2 separate regions of the Homo sapiens genome follow, and region 2 is linked to region 1. Evidence: read pairs that join two places in POLR2A ChIA-PET (ENCODE). Cell type or tissue: OCI-LY7. All regions are shown on one strand. Region 1 overlaps ZNF429 (zinc finger protein 429). Region 2 overlaps ZNF738 (zinc finger protein 738).

Evidence for each region. ChIA-PET counts read pairs that join two places held together with the same protein. Peaks named below come from ENCODE experiments on the same cell type or tissue, not always from the same donor. Only the 100,000 strongest peaks of a DNase experiment are listed, where the experiment ranks them.
Region 2: POLR2A ChIA-PET joins it to region 1 with 11 read pairs; 3 of 35 experiments call an interaction of 5 or more read pairs at or near these places.

The regions. Positions count from the first base shown.
Region 1 is chr19:21,515,729-21,523,728 of GRCh38, forward strand. The region is part of intron 1 of ZNF429 (zinc finger protein 429); the gene reads left to right. It also overlaps the pseudogene BNIP3P26. Among named protein-coding and RNA genes, the nearest start is that of ZNF429, 14 kb to the left of the region's middle. In OCI-LY7, no CTCF peak of the experiment used is centred here; a DNase peak (open chromatin) is centred at 3,943.
Region 2 is chr19:21,369,643-21,377,642 of GRCh38, forward strand. It overlaps ZNF738 (zinc finger protein 738), which reads left to right. Exons shown (of 5, transcript NM_001355237.2): 3 at 5,596-5,722; 4 at 6,227-6,322. Among named protein-coding and RNA genes, the nearest start is that of ZNF738, 15 kb to the left of the region's middle. In OCI-LY7, no CTCF peak of the experiment used is centred here; no DNase peak of the experiment used is centred here.

The DNA of each region.
Region 1 (8,000 bases):
TTAAGTCTTTACTTAATCTTGAGTATATTTTTGTATATAGTATAAGAAAGGGGTGCTGTTTCAGTCTTCTACATAATGTTAGCTAGTTATTCTAGCACTATTTATTAAACAGAAAATTCTTCTTACGTTCCTCTTGTCAGCTTTGTCAAATATCAGATGGTCGTAGGTGTGCAGCATTATTTCTGGGCTCTCTATTCTGTTGCATTGGTCTATGAGTCTGCTTTTGTACCAGTACCATGCTGCTTTGGTTTCTATCACCCTGCAATATAGTTTGAAGTGGGGTAAAGTGATACAGTGCCTCCAGCTTTGTTTTTTGTTTTTTTGTTTTTTTAAATTTTTTTATTTTTTTTATTTTATTGAGACCTAGTCTCGCTTAATTCCCCAGGCTGGAGTGCAGTGGAGCAATCTTGGCTCACTGCAACCTCTGCCTCCTGGGTTCAAGCAATTCTCCTGCCTCAGCCCCCCAAGTAGCTGGGACTACAAGCATGTGCCACTATGCTCTGCTATCATCATCATTATTATTATTATTATTGTATTTTTAGTAGGGACGGGGTTTCACCGTGTTAGCCAGGATGGCTTCAATCCCCTGACCTTGTGATCCACCCGCCTCAGCCTCCCAAAGTGCTGGGATTACAGGTGTGAGCCACCATGCCCAGCCGCTTTGTTCTTTTTGCTTAGGATTGCATTGGCTCTTCGGGCTTTTTTTGTTGTTCCATATGAATTTAAAAACAGTTTTTAGTTGTGTTAAGAATGTTTTTGGTAGTTTGATAGAAATGGCATTATTTCTGTATATTTCTTTGAGCAGTATGGTTATTTTAATGATACTGATTTTTTTCTGTCCTTGAGCATAAAGTAGTTTTTGATTTGTTTGTGTTAGTTCTGACTTCTTTAAGAAGTGTTTTGTAGTTCTTGTCGTAGAGATTTTTCACCACCCTGGTTAGCTGTATTTCTAGATATTCTATTCTTTTTGTGGCAGTTGTGAATGGAATTATGTTTTTGATTTGGTTTTTGGCTCAGATATTGTGGATGTGCAGAGATGCTGCTGATTTTTGTACATGTATTTTGTATCCTGAAACTTTGCTGAAGTTGTTTTTCAGTCTAAAGAGCTTTTGCACCAAGACTATAGGGTTTTCTAGATATAGAATCATGTCATCTGCAAACAGGGTTAGTTTCCTTTCCTCTCTTCCTGTTGGGATGCCTGTTATTTATTTCTCTTGCCTGATTGCTCTAGCCAGGACTTCCAATTCTATGTTGAATAAAAGTAGTGAGAGAAGTCATCCTTTTCTTGTGCCAGTTTTTAAGAAGAAATGCTTCCAGCTTGCGTCCATTCAGCAGGTTGGCTGTTGATTTGTCACAGATATCTTACTATTTTGAAGTATGTACCTTCAATGCCTGGTTTGTTTAGGGTTCTAAACATGAAGAATGTTACATTTTATTGAAAGCTTTATCTACGTCTATTGAGATAATCTTGTGTTTTTTGTCTTTAGTTCTGTTTATGTGATGAATCACATTTATTGACTTGTGTATGTTGAACCCACCTTGCATCCCAGGGATAAAGCCTACTTGATCATAGCAGATTAGCTTGTTGATGTGCTGCTGGATTCAATTTTACAGTATTTCATTGAGGATTTTTGCATCAGTGTTCATGAAGAATTTTTGCCTGAGTTTTCTTTTTTTTGTTTTATGTTTGCCAGGTTTTGGTATCAGAATGATGCTGTTACTATATAATGAGCAGGGGAAGAGTTTCTTCTCAATTTTTTTAGTAGTTTTAGAAAGTATAATACCAGCTTTTCTTTGTACATCTAGTAGAATTCAGCTGTGAATCTGTGGGTCCTAGGCTTTTTTTGGCTGGTAGGCTATTTACTAATTCAATTTTAGAGCTTGTTATTGTTCTGTTCTGGGCTCCAGTTTCTTTCTGTTTGGTATTGGGAGAATGTATTTGCCCAGAAATTTATCCATTTCTTTTAGATTTTTTTTTTAGTTTGTGTGCATAGAGATGTTTATAGTAGACTTCAGTAGTTATTTGTATTTTTGTGGGGTCAGTAGTAATGACCCTTTTGTCATTTCCTTTTTTTTTTTTTTTGATATGGAGTCTTGCTCTGTCACCCAGGCTGGAGTACAGTGGCTCGATCTCAGCTCACTGCAAGCTCCGTCTCCCAGGTTCACGCCATTCACCTGCCTCTGCCTCCTGAGTAGATGGGACTACGGGCACCCGCCACCATGCCTGGCTAATTTTTTTTTATATTCTTAGTAGAGACAGGGTATAGCCAGGATGGTCTCTTATCTCCTGACCTTGTGATCCACCCACCTCGGCCTCCCAAAGTGCTGGGATTACAGGCATTGTCATTTCTTATTGTGTTTATTTGAATCTTCTCTTCTTACTTCACTAAACTTGCTAGTGGTTTATCTTATTGATTTATTTAAAAGATTTAACTCCTGGATTTCTTGATCTTTTGTATGACTTCTTATGTCTAAATCTCCTTCAGTTCTGATCTGATTTTGGTTATTTCTTGTCTTCTGCTAGCTCAGGGGCTGGTTTGCTCTTGCTTCTCTTATACTTTTATTTATGATGTTAGGTTGTTAAATTGAGATCTTTCTACCTTTTTCATGTGAGCATTTAGTGCTGTAAATTCCCCTTTTAACCTCACATTAGCTGTGTTGGAGAGATTCTGGTGGTGTGTTGTATCACTGTTCTCATTTGTTTTAAAGAACTTCTTGATTTGTGCCTTAATTTCATTATTTACCCAAAAGTCATTCAGATGAAGATTGTTTAATTTTCATGTAATTGCATGTTTTCAAGTGTTTTTCTTTGTACTGAATTATATCTTTTTTTTTCTTTTTTTGAGATGGAGTCTTGCTCTGTCGCCCAGGCTGGAGTGCATGGCACCATCTCGGCTCACAGCAACTTCCACCTCCCGGGTTCAAGTGATTCTCCTGCCTCAGCCTCCTGAGTAGCTGGGACTACAGATGTGCACCACCACGCCCAGCTAAATTTTTATTTTTTTATTTTTAGTAGAGAAAGGGTTTCACTGTGTTAGCCAGGATAGTCTCGATCTCCTGACATCGTGATCTGCCCACCTCAGCCTTCCAAAGTGCTGGGATTACAGGCATGAGCCATCGTGCCCAGCCCTGTATTATATCTTTATCTTTATCAAGTTGTGGTCTAAGTGAGCATTTGGTATGATTTTGGGATTATTGAATTTGCTGAGGATTGTTGTGTTTCTGATTGCGTGGTCAATTTTAGAGTATGTGACACATGGTGATGAGAAAGATATATATACTATGTTGGTTTCAGATGAAGAGTTTCATATATGTTTATTAGAATGATTTGGTCAAGTGTTGAGTTTAGGTTCTGATATCTGCTAATTTTCTGCCTCAAGGTGGGAAATTAAAGAAAATAAAATTAAATTAAAAAGAGAAAGAAACAAGGTTTCCTGTATTAGGCTGACTTATCCTAGAGGCAGTAACAGGCACAGCCCACATCCAGGAAAAGTTTTGATAACACTATTTAAGAAGCCAGGGCTGGAAAGAATGTGCTCTGGAGACTCTCCCAGCATTCCCTCAACATAGGGAGAAGAGAAACAAATTTTCCTTTCTCTTATGATTCCTGTTTTTCATTTAAGCAGCACATTGAAGGTCATGAGATGCCTGAGCAGGCCTGGATTGCAGCCACCTAGGCACCATAGTGAAGGTTATAAGATAAGCCCATGCAAGGCACTAGAGCAAGCCTAGGTAACAGCCATCTGGGCCACATAGTAAGAGTCATATGTAAGTCTGAGTTATAAACCTGTCATAGTATGATTAACTGCTTTTGTTCTGTTTCTGTATCCTTGCTTTCACATCACTACACTTTGTGCCACTGTAGGCTTGTTTCAAGTTAGCCCACCCTCTTTAGAAGTGTATGTAAAAGTTAAATGCTGTCTTTGTCCTTGGCCCAGTCTCTGGATGTTAATCCACTGGGTCTGAGTGCACTCAATAAAATCCTCCTTTTCTACCTATCGGTCTTTCCAGTCTCCTAATTCCCACAACACAGTGATCTAAGTGTCTGCGGAGTGTTGTAGTCTCCTATTATTGTGTCAGAATCTACATCTCTTTATAGGTCTTCTAAGAACTTGCTGTATTCATGTGCACCCATGAATTTTTTTTTTTTTTTGAGACAGTTTCACTTTGTTGCCCGGGCTGGAGTGCAGTGGCATGAACTCAGCTCACTGCAACCTCCTGGGTTCAAGCAATTCTCGTGCCTCAGCCTACTGAGTAACTGGGATTACAGGCACCTGCCACCATGTTTGGCTGGTTTTTGTTTGTATTTTAGTAGAGATGAAGTTTCACCATCTTGGCCAGGCTGGTCTCAAACTCCTGAGCTCAGGCAGTCCACCTGCCTCAGCCTCCCAAAGTGCTAGGATTACAGGCATGAGCCACTGTGCCCAGCCAACACCCATGGATTTTTTTAGAACACCTTTTTCTCTTCTGCTTTTTCCTTCATAAACATTCTTTCAAGTGTACACAGGGTGCCCAAGGCTACACCTTAGATACCTGAATCCAGTGTCTCCTAAAATTCAGATGTCCAAGGGTTCAGGGACATGTCCAGAGACTTGGTTGTTGTAGGAGAAAATATAAATTAGAAATAAGAGGCTTTATTCTCCTACCTGAAAATAATGGAAGATATTTTGTTCTTTTTTCTTAAAGCATTTAGATTATATGTAGATATTTTTCTCTGATTTTTGGAAATATATGTAAATCATAGTAACAGCTAAATAAACCATTTGTCATTTTTTTTTGACTCAAGGTTGTCTTTCTCTAGGACCTCATAACCATTGCTTTGTTTTTGCTTTGGGAAAGGTTTTATTTTATTTTTTCATTTTTAGTCTTGTAAAGTAGACACAGAGTTGTTTAGATTAAAGCTCATTTTAAGAGTACACAAAAGTTGAGCACAAAGATAATAAAGACTAGAAAATACTAAGTTCCTTTGAGAGAAAACTGATTATCCAGGGTAATTATCTGATATTTGCAGTCCAAAGTACTTACACAGAAAAAGCAAGAGCAGTTCAGTGTATAAACTGAAAAGTGGAATCTGTAGTTGTACTTTGGTTTCTATTTATTACTTCAGAACAATTAACATAGTTATTATGTGTAGTGTTTGTCAACAACCTGCACTCATATTAATAGCATTTTCTATAATAGTATGAATATAAGGCCACAATATTTACTTTGAATACCTTAAATAGGCACTTCAATATTGTTCTTTTTACTTTTGAAATATAGTGTTTTAACTGAATTATGGTTACAGACAATTTTTAAAAGTTCTACAGACATCATGACTAGTACACAAAAATTATTTATACATAGATATTTGTATCTAACATCAAAGGAAAACTCACTACAAAATTGTTACAGTAGATATTAGTCTGAAATGCTCATTAGTTTCCCCAAAAGGACTAATTATATGTGAGCATGGTTTCAGTGTCTTATTTCACTAAATTTGAATGCTGCTATTACAGGACAAATCAACATGATGAGTGATGTGGCCACCCAAAACCATAATAGCTCTTTAGTTAACTATGTTTCAATCTCAGATACATTCCACTATATAAACAAAGTCAGGTTCCAGTTCTTATCAAAAAGCTCTAGTGGAAGTTGTCACATGTATTTCACAATAGATCCCCCATTTGATGGCTAGGAGATAAAAGAGCAACAGACATGAAAGAAAAACCTTATGAAATTCTACTGAGAATATGCCCTTTTTCTTCATAATGCTCATGTTTCTCATGCTGACAATAGCTGTGCATTTTGGGTGTTTTCAGAGAAATTCCTTTTAGGGGAATATTTTCTGGCCTACTTGATCAATCTTGTATCTAATCTGAGTTTTCTTCTTAAGATGCTTTTAACTTAGTTTGTTCTCAGTAGAATCTTGCTGAGATGGAGAGCTGCTTTTCTCTCTCATGCTTTGGTTGTCTGTTTCAGAAGGCCTATTCATATCCTGTGGTTTGTGTGAATTAGGTGGGCTGTCACAGTGAGAACTCTTGGAGCATCTGCACTTATCCTGGAAATCCAGCAGTATTTTTTAATGTCACAATTATAACTAGAAACTGAGGCTGAAACACTGCTCCCATTCCCATTATTATGAAGGCACAATTCTATCCAGGAGGCCTACAGGATCTCCTCATGCAGCTCAGGCTTTACTCTCTGATGTGGCACTGGAGTGCTGCTATGGCAATTGGGGTTCATGTATGATGTGAGCTGCCAGCTGTGAGCCCTGTGCTGTGAGCTGTGTTTCAGTGGCAGATGGTAGGAGTCGAGAGGACACTCGTCATCAGGAGAGGGTAAGCAGGAGTGCTCTAGCCCAGTGCTTAGGGAGTAGAGGAGCCATTGCTTTAAAATGTAAATAGCCAAAAAGATAGCACCCCATCCAGCCATTTCTGCAGGAGAGTGAGAGCCTACCTTCAGCAGCCACCTGCTTTCAAGTTGGAATATTACCTCCTGTCGTGAAGATAGGAAAAGTTTATTTTGTCATTGACTATAACCCACTGGCATGCACAGATGGCCTCTCAAATTACCAGGTAAATTTAGGATAAACTCTGTATGACATGGTGCTGTAAGTTCTTCCACTTGTGGACTAATTATAATGACTATTTTTCTGTCTTTGCAGTCTCTTAAGCAAATTGACTGTGGTGCATGTCACATTCTGGTTTACTTGCATATAAAAACTCTTTTGTTCTATCATTATGGAGTTTCTCTGCAGCTGGATACAATTTTTCTTTTAATTATATTTTCCAAACACTATCTAGAATTACCATACATGATATAAACATATTAGGTGCCAGCCAGGCTTTACTCTAGAGGGTACTTTTCCTCTCAGGCTTCCAGTCAACTCACAGTTGTGCTGCAAAGTGCATGCTGTCACTGGGCATCTCTAATCCCAGCACTTTGGGAGGCCAAGATGGGCAGATCACCTTGAGGTCAGGAGTTTGAGACCAGCTTGGCCAACATGGTGAAACCCTGTCTCTAAAAAAATACAAAAATTAGCCGGGCATGATGGCAGGTGCCTGCAATCCCAGCTACTTGGAGGCCGAGACAGGAGAATTGCTTGAACCCAGGAGGCAGAGGTTGCATTGAGCCAAGATCATGCCATTGCACTCTAGCCTGGGCAACAGAGCGAGACTCTGTCTCAAAAAAAAAAAAAAGTGTATACTGTCCCGTAAATATGCAGGCAGAATCATGTCTCTTTGTTATCTATAGTCCTCTACAGTCACTTCTAGAGGGATTAGATTTGTACAAATGTTACAGGGTGGAAATCAACCATTTTACCTCTTTCAATGACTCTTGTGTCTTCAAACCTGAAACTGATTAAGAGACCATGGAGCCAAGAAACCAAATCAGAGTAACACGTGTGCATTGAGTAGACATGTGGACATGAGAATCTCCACTTTCCCCTTCCTCCTCTTGGTAAACTGCTCACAAATGTTCAGGTAACATCTGCTACTGCTACTCCACCTATTCAGGACCTAAATCTGCAGATGGAAATTCTGAATCTAGGTCATGAGATTTGGAAAACAGAAAATCTTTTATCTGAGGAATGCAAATCCTCTTTTTAGGTCGGGGCGAAAGTTATTGCGGTTTTACCATTTAATGTAATGGCAAAAACCACAATTACATTTGCACCAACCTAATAGTTGTCAAACTCGGAGAGACATTAAAATGAGAACACAATTATGTCTTTCTCTCCTCTTTGAACCATATAGTTATCTCTTGAAATTGTTTACTATTGCCACCAGTGGCTATAAATTAAACTGATAGTGCCACACTGGACACTATAGCCCATACTCTAAACCCTAACGATGTACACTCAATCAGTAATCAATGTTAATTCTGTAAATAAATAAGAATTTCTCACAGACAACCTTTTATCAGGCCACACTCTGTCCCTCTCTCTTTGCCTTTGCAAATCCACTTGTAAGTGCTGCTAATTGAAGTGTAGATTCCAGTCAACTTGAATCTTTGCC
Region 2 (8,000 bases), 150 kb before region 1:
TCATATTCCTGTCAGGTTTGTCAAAGATCAGATGGTTGGAGGTGTGTGGCATTATTTCTGGGCTCTCTATTCTGTTGCATTGTTCTATGAGTCTGTTTTTATGCCAGTATAATGCTGCTTTGGTTACTGTAATGTAGTTTGAAGAGGGGCAATGTAATGCTTCCAGCTTCATTCTTTTTTTTTTTTTTTGAGACATAGTCTCGCACTCTCTCACAGGCTGGAGTGCTATGGCATGATCTCAGCTTACTGCAACCTCCACCTCCTGGATTCAAGTGATTCTCCTGCCTCGCCCTCCTGAGTAGCTGGGATTACAAGCACACACCACCATGCCTGGCTAATTTTCGTATTTTTAGTAGAGATTGGGTTTTACCATGTTGGTCACACTGGTCTTGAACTCCTGACCTCATGATCCGCCAACCTCGGCCTCCCAAAGTGCTGGGATTACAGGTGTGAGCCACCATGCCCATAATGGTTGAAAGCTTTTTAAACATCTATTGAAATGACTTTGTGGTTTTTATCTTTAATTGTGTTTACATGATGAGTAACATTTATTAATTGTATGTTGAACCAACCTTTTATTTCAGAGATACAGCCAAGTTGATCATAGTGCATTAGCTTTTTGATGTTCTCCTGGATTTGGTTTGCCAGTATTTTGTTGATATTTTCATCAATGTTCATTAAAAATATTGGCCTCAAGTTTTCTATTTTTTGTTTTATATTTGCCAGATTTTGGTATCAGAATAATGCTATTTTTATAGAATAAGTTGGAAAGAAGTCCCCTTTTCTCAATCTTTTGAAATAATATTAGTAGAAGTGGTACCAACTCTAATTTTTACATCTGGTGGAATTCAGCTGTAAATTTTTCTGATTCTTTGTTGTTTTTGGTGGGTAGGCTATTTATTTCTAATTCAATTTTGGAGCTCGTTATTGGTATATTCAGGGATTCAATTTCTTATTTGTTCAGTCTTTGGAGGATGTATCTTTGCTCCAAGTTTACAATCCTCAAGCTTGGCCCAGATGAAGTCTCTACTTATATTCATGTTGCCTCAGTTTTTTTCTTTTAGGTAGACATATTACTTAGAATGTGCTAGAGCAGCCTCTATGAAGGGATCTCTTCTTTGACTGTACTCGGCTTGCTGTAATGCCCAAGGATGCAGAGTCAGGCTAACCTCACCTAGAACCTGCACATAAGTTCTGGCCTCTGCCTGGGATTTACAAGACAGGGCCAGACTTTGGGTTGAGAATGTACTGAAAACCAACAAAAGGCATTTTCTGTATTGTGAGATGTCAGTGTAGAAATCTTAAAGCCCCCATTTGAGAATGTGGCTCTTTAAGCTTTTCAATCTTGTTCAGTGACCTGCTACAGTATGTGAGAGGCTCCTGGTGTAAATAGAATCTGATGATAGAATCTGTAAGTGTAAACAAGAATGAGAGATCAAGGCCACAAAGTATCCAGAGCCATAACCACAACTATACCTACCGGTAATTGTGATATTGGAGTAAAGTATTCTCGTCCTTCTTCTTACCCAAAAGCTAGCAAAAATCAGGATAGGTGACCCAGGTTCTGGGGCTCCACCAAGGCAGTTCCATTTTCTATTTAGAATCAGCCTGAGTTTCTCCAGCCTGGCTTATCACTGGGCCATCAGCCCTGGGTCACTGGGAATCCTCTCCTAATCACCTGGGTGTCCTTAAGACATTTGAGGATGTCAAGGGTAGAATTATGTCAGGCTAACAAGAATGATTAATTATGTTTCTGTCTCGTTGTAAGAGAAAGGAGACATCCTGTGTTTTTTTCTCCCTCATACAAGAGATAACTTTGGTTGTTACCCAGATGAGAGTTTCTCAAGTTTTCTGGTACTAGGGTGAAAGACAAAGAGGAGGTCTGGTGACTCAAACAAACTAATTGCTTCCACTTCATATGGTCATTCAAAAAATAGATGAAGCAGTCAAGGTCCCTACCATCCAGGAAATTTTAGTCTAGACTAGCAACTGGATACATGGTTGAATTAAGCATTATATGGTTGGTACAGTGAATAGAAGTGTGCAAAAAAACCTTGGTCCACTTCTTTTTAATATTGTTGTGACTTCTGAAGTTATCACCTGAACGTATATTTATGGACTGAAGAGTTATTATTATTTGTGTTTCTTTTACTTTTCTAAGAATACATATTTATCTTCTAATAAAATTATCCTAGAAAACTTTAAAAGATCCATTTAAATTGCTTATTAGTATATGTTATAAAATTGACAGCAGTGGCAAAAATAGATTAGTGTTACATAAACTCTGGGATTTAACTTTTTTTTTCTTTTTTCTTTTTTAGACGGAGTTTCGCTCTTGTTGCCCAGGCTGGAGTGCAATGGCGCGATCTCAGCTCACCTCAACCTCCGCCTCCCGGGTTCAAGCGATTCTCCTGCCTCAGCCTTCCGAGTAGCTGGGATTACAGGCATGCACCACCACCCTGGCTAATTTTGTATTTTTAGTAGAGATGGGGTTTCTCCATGTTGGTCAGGCTGGTCTTGAACTCCCGACCTCAGGTGACCTACCTACCTCGACCTCCCAAAATGCTGGGATTACAGGCATGAGCCACCGTGCCAGGCTGGGATTTAAGTTTTTCTTAGGTAAACTTAGGAAAAACAGAACTGGAAATACTCCAGTGACATAGAAAACAAATTCTACCTAGGTTCTTTTCCCTGCCCCAGTTCTGATCAGATTCACCATTTTTGGAGGCCTTATTTAGGTCTGGCCTCACTCTGGAGTGTTCCCTTACAAAACTGATTTATAAAGATTCAAGTTTTTGGGGGTAAATCCTGCTGACTTTCTAGAGCTGCTGCTCACAGTATCCTGAAACCCAAAAGCAGATACATAAGAAAAATAAACTATACATTTTAAGATCTTAATTTTTAAATTTTGTAGTAAAACCAGTGCTTACAGAAACGTTCCATTTAGCAGATTTTCTGTTCCTGCAGATCCAGTAGCTGCTCTACAAGTCATAAACAAGTAAACATAAACACAAAAAAATTTCTCTAAACTACATTCTAAATCCTGAGAATTATTGAACACTTAGTATGAACTTTCAAGGTGTTAGTAGGACATAATAACAAATAATAACACATAATGTGTTATTCCCAGCACAGTGCTCTGCAACATACTATTGAGCACATAGTACCTGCTTAATAAACATTGCATTAGTTCATGTGTACATGTTGTTTTTTAAATGCAGACTTATTTAGACATTGCTGCCTTCTGTGTCCTCTGTAAACTTTAGAGAGCCAGCAAAGAATATGAAACTTTACATTTTTTGTCTTTATTTGGGTATCAGAAGTATTGTATTGTGACAAGAGTGCGGCATGTAAAGGACTCTGTGCTGTGCCTGCTTTCTCTAACTAATGCTAATAATGAGCCCAAGGGGAGCAACATCAGCATTGACACGGGACTTGTTTGAAACACCCATCCATGGACCCTTTCCAAACCTACAGAATCACATTACATAAAGTGGGACCAACGTTACCAAGTGATTTTTGAGCTCATTAAAGGTTGAGAGGCAATGCTTAGCTAAGTGGTTATCAGCCTAGACTTCTCATTAGCATTACATGGCCAATTTGCAGAAATCTCTTTACTTGTACCCTTTCCACAGGTTCTGTTTATTGTTCTAGGTGAAAGTATTCATGTTGTTTTAATTGTGTCTCATGTGACTCTAAGGTGAGGCCAGAATCAAGTGTGTGGGGTTCAAGATACATTCATGAGAGTTAAGTTCCACCTTTGCACTAAAAGGTAGTCACAGGGACCGTTCTGTTTGGTTTTGATAGGGAGAGGTCAGTGTCACCCATATTTCCATTACTGTAGCAGAAATTGCTGGTGTTTGTGGCAAAAGCAGGCACCTGAAGACAGAAATAGAGAAACATATTTTTATATTCATTGAGCAGTTCATTGTTCCTGAATCTCTGCTGTTATAAAGGACAGAAATGGGTGTGCTTTTTCTGCAGTTCTTAGTTCTTTTTTCTGTGGGTGTGAGACTAGCAGGTAAACAGGTGGTGCTGACGCCTTTTAAGGAATTTTTTCAAGACACAGGTGTAACTTCTCCAGAGAATGTCATCTGAAAAGCATTTCCAAAGAAGACAAAAGAGGAAAAATGGCTTTTTTTTTTTTTTTCAGCTAAACATGTGTCAGATGAAGAGCTGTGTCCACTCTGCCTCCTGGAGTGCGATGCATTTAGTCCTTGCAAACATTTACTTCTCTACTTGTGTTTCTTTCCCCTAATGAGTTTAACTACTATAAAAAATTCTTGTGGTAGTCAAGGGTCTCTGCAAAGTATCTCTCTCCTATATCCCAGAGCCTTCTCTACACTCTCTAAATCATGGCTTCTTATACGCCATGCAGAATTCTTACCAGGAATTTTTGATCTGCACTATTAAAAGTGTTTCCCTTGTTGCTGTTGAACGTGGAAAGATGTGGATACTCAAGATTCCTATTGGGGGAACGTCCTTAGTAAGGATGGAGAACATGTAATGTTGAGGTTTCATATGTGTTCTTCATTAGCTCTGTTCAGAACAGGATTAAGAAAATGCTTATTTAAACTGGATGGCATTTATTACTCTGAAAGTTCTGAAAAAAAAATTATTGCGAGATACCCGCTTTCTAGGGTGCTAAAGAAAGACTACTTTAAATTGTTATTAAAAATTACAGAACATAGAAGATATCTGCATCTTGAACTCTGCATAAAACTGATTTTTCTGTGTGGTTAAATTCAGACTATACTTTTTGGGGGGCAATATCTCAGTAATGATGCTGTGTTCTTCGGTGTGCGTCAGCACATCACAAAAATTTGTCCTTGTGCAGTTGATTTTAAAATTTACTTCAAGAGCTCTTGGAAATATTCATTTCACTGTAGAGTTAATTATTTTTCTCCTCATTATTAAGTATCTTTATGTAGCCAAAGAAGAGCTGTGCATAAATCATCACATTTAATCTGGCAGCTGCCTTTCTTTCTTAGGTTTTCTTTGCATATGTCTATCTTTAGAAAATGAAGACTCTTATCTTTGTTTACAGGCCAGAAAAATGGGGTAAAACACAGGCTCTTCCACTTACTGGATGTTTGACAAAATGTTCTTTTTGGGCGAAATACATTGGCATTACTAGTGAGCTTGTTAGAAATTCAGAATCTCAGACTTTATTTCACATCTTCTGAAAAAAAAAAATCTGCATAAGATCTCCAGTGTATTGTACACATTAAAACTTGAGAGGTGCTGTCTAACTCAACATGTCATTTTTGCCTAAAAAATATGCACTACTCATTCTTTGTGATGCAAATATAACACTAAAAAATATACATGTTTGTGTTCATGCCTTTCGTTTTTATACTTTATTGTTCATAAAATTATCATATATACAGCGGTATTGTGGATCTTATACCATTCTCTTCTCTCAGAGTTAGAGAATACATTAGAGAATATTTCTGTGTTGAAAATTGTTGGATGATTTCAGTTATTCCTGTAAGTCAGAACCAATTTTCTTTACTCTCTCATTTAACCTTAATTCAAATGATAAATTCTGCCCGTGGACACTTGTAAATATGTGTGTGTGTGTGTGTTTTTCAGGGGCCGTTGACATTTAGGGATGTGGTCATAGAATTCTCTCAGGAGGAGTGGCAATGCCTGGACACTGCTCAGCAAGATTTGTATAGGAAAGTGATGTTAGAGAACTTCAGAAACCTGGTGTTCTTGGGTGAGAATAACTTTAATACACAATTCCTTATATACACTAAAGGTTTCATTTCTCCATTTTTGTAGAATAATTTTTGGTAGTTTATGCTTTGCATAAATGCGTTTCTGATCCCTGTTTTCAAAAAATTGCGAGGAATTATCCATGCAGAAAAAAATTTCCTCAAGATGTTTTATCTTAGCCTGAACTTTTTGCATTCCTGAGCTGGTCTGTACCCTTCACTCTAGAGTAGTGGTAATCTCAGAAATTTAGTAGTATAAAATATTGTTGCCCATAGGTTAAAATCTATTTGCCACCACTAATTTTTGATTCATGAGCACTGAGTAGCAAAATTAAGGACCTACAAATTTAAAATATTTTCTAAATGTAAGAACTTTCTGTCATTAAATAGTATTTTGGGATGAATTTTCTAGAATATTCTATTACCTCCTCTTTACTAAGCACAGTAATAGGTAGGTAATTAGAGAATATGAGCAAGATTCATGTTATTTATTTTTAATAAATCAGGTATTGATGTCTCTAAGCCAGATCTGATCACCTGTCTGGAGCAAGGAAAAGATCCCTGGAATATGAAGAGACACAGTATGGTAGCCACACCCCCAGGTAGGTGAGAGTGAATAAAACAGTTGACATAGATGAAAGGTTGGAAGATTACAAAAAAAAAAAAGCAGTCCCTATAATGTGATTTGGGAAGCTGTGTTCCAAAGCAAATAGATTCTGGGAAGCCTGAGGTGTGTGGTTTTTTTGTTTGTTTTCTTTTTGTTGTTGTTACTGTCACATAGGGCCATCTTCTGTCTTAGGCTTTTAAATTCTCTAAGGATTCTACTTTCCCTTCATTGATTTTCCTTCAAGTTCACAGTGAGAGCCAGAGTCCTCTTCATGGCATATAAAAGACTGCACAATCTGACTGCATTTCCATTGTTTTGGGGGACACACAAATATCTGCATGATTTTGAGAAACTTTATGTTAAACTATTTTTTTAGTTCTCTTTTGCATCATGTCTAAAATGTGTGAGAGTAGTGGTCACTGTTCTATTGGTTTTTATGTTAATTTTCTGCACATTCCATCTTTTTTTATTAGTATATTCTTGAAATATAGTCTGAAATTATAAAATATAATGTCTCTCTGCTTTGTTCTTTTTCCTCAAGATTGCTTTGGCTATTCAAAGTTTATTGTAGTTTTTTTGTTTTGTTTTGTTTTTTGTTTTGAGATGGAGTTTCACTCTTGTTGCCCAGGTTGGAGTGCAAAGGCGCCATCTTGGCTCATCGTAACCTCTGCCTCCAGCGATTCTCCTATGTCAGCCTCCCGAGTAGCTGAGACTACAGGCATGCACCACCATGAGAGTTTTTAGTAAAAACTCATGTTTTTATAAAAAGTTTTATTAAAAAATTGGATTTTTAGTATACTTGCCTTGGCCTCCCAAAGTGTTGGGATTACAGGCGTGAGCCACTACACCCAGCCTTTTTTTCTATTTTATACTTTCATTCCATTTTGGTCATAGGATGTAATTCATAAAATGTCAAATTTAACAAATTTTTATGACTCCGTTTTTGGCCTAACAGGTGGTCTATCAAAGAGAATGTTGCATAAGCTATTTTGAAGGATGTGTTTCCTCATATTCTTGAGGACTCTTCTCTATTTCTCTGTTAAAAATAATTGTACAGGCTGGGCGCAGTGGCTCATGCCTGTAATCCCAACACTTTGGGAGGCCGAGGCGAGCGGATCATCTGAGTTTGGGAGTTTGAGACCAGCCTGACCAACATGGAGAAACCCCATCTCTACTAAAAATACAAAATTAGCCAGGTATGGCAGCACGTGCCTGTAGTCCTAGCTACTCAGGAGGCGGAGGCAGAAGAATCGCTTGAACCCAGGAGGCGGAGGTTGTGGTGAGCTGAGATCGTGCCATTGCACTCCAGCCTGGGTAACAAGAGCAAACTCCATCTAAAAAAAAAAAAAATTGTATTATACTGCCTTCAGTTCCTCTCTTCACTTACTAATATTCTGTCTTGTTTTATTTTTATTACAGAAAGTGGGGTATTGAAATTTCCTACTATAATTATATTGCTGTCTAGGTGTTTCTTCCAGTCTGTCAATATTTGCTTTATATATTTGGAACCTTAGTGTGACATACACACAGACACACAGACGTGCACACACACACACACACACACAAAATTTGTCATAGGTTCCCAGTTAATAAATCTATTATTGTTTAATGTCTTTCTTTGTCTCTTTGCAGTTTTGACTTAAAGTACTTTATGTAAGATATGACAGTTTTTG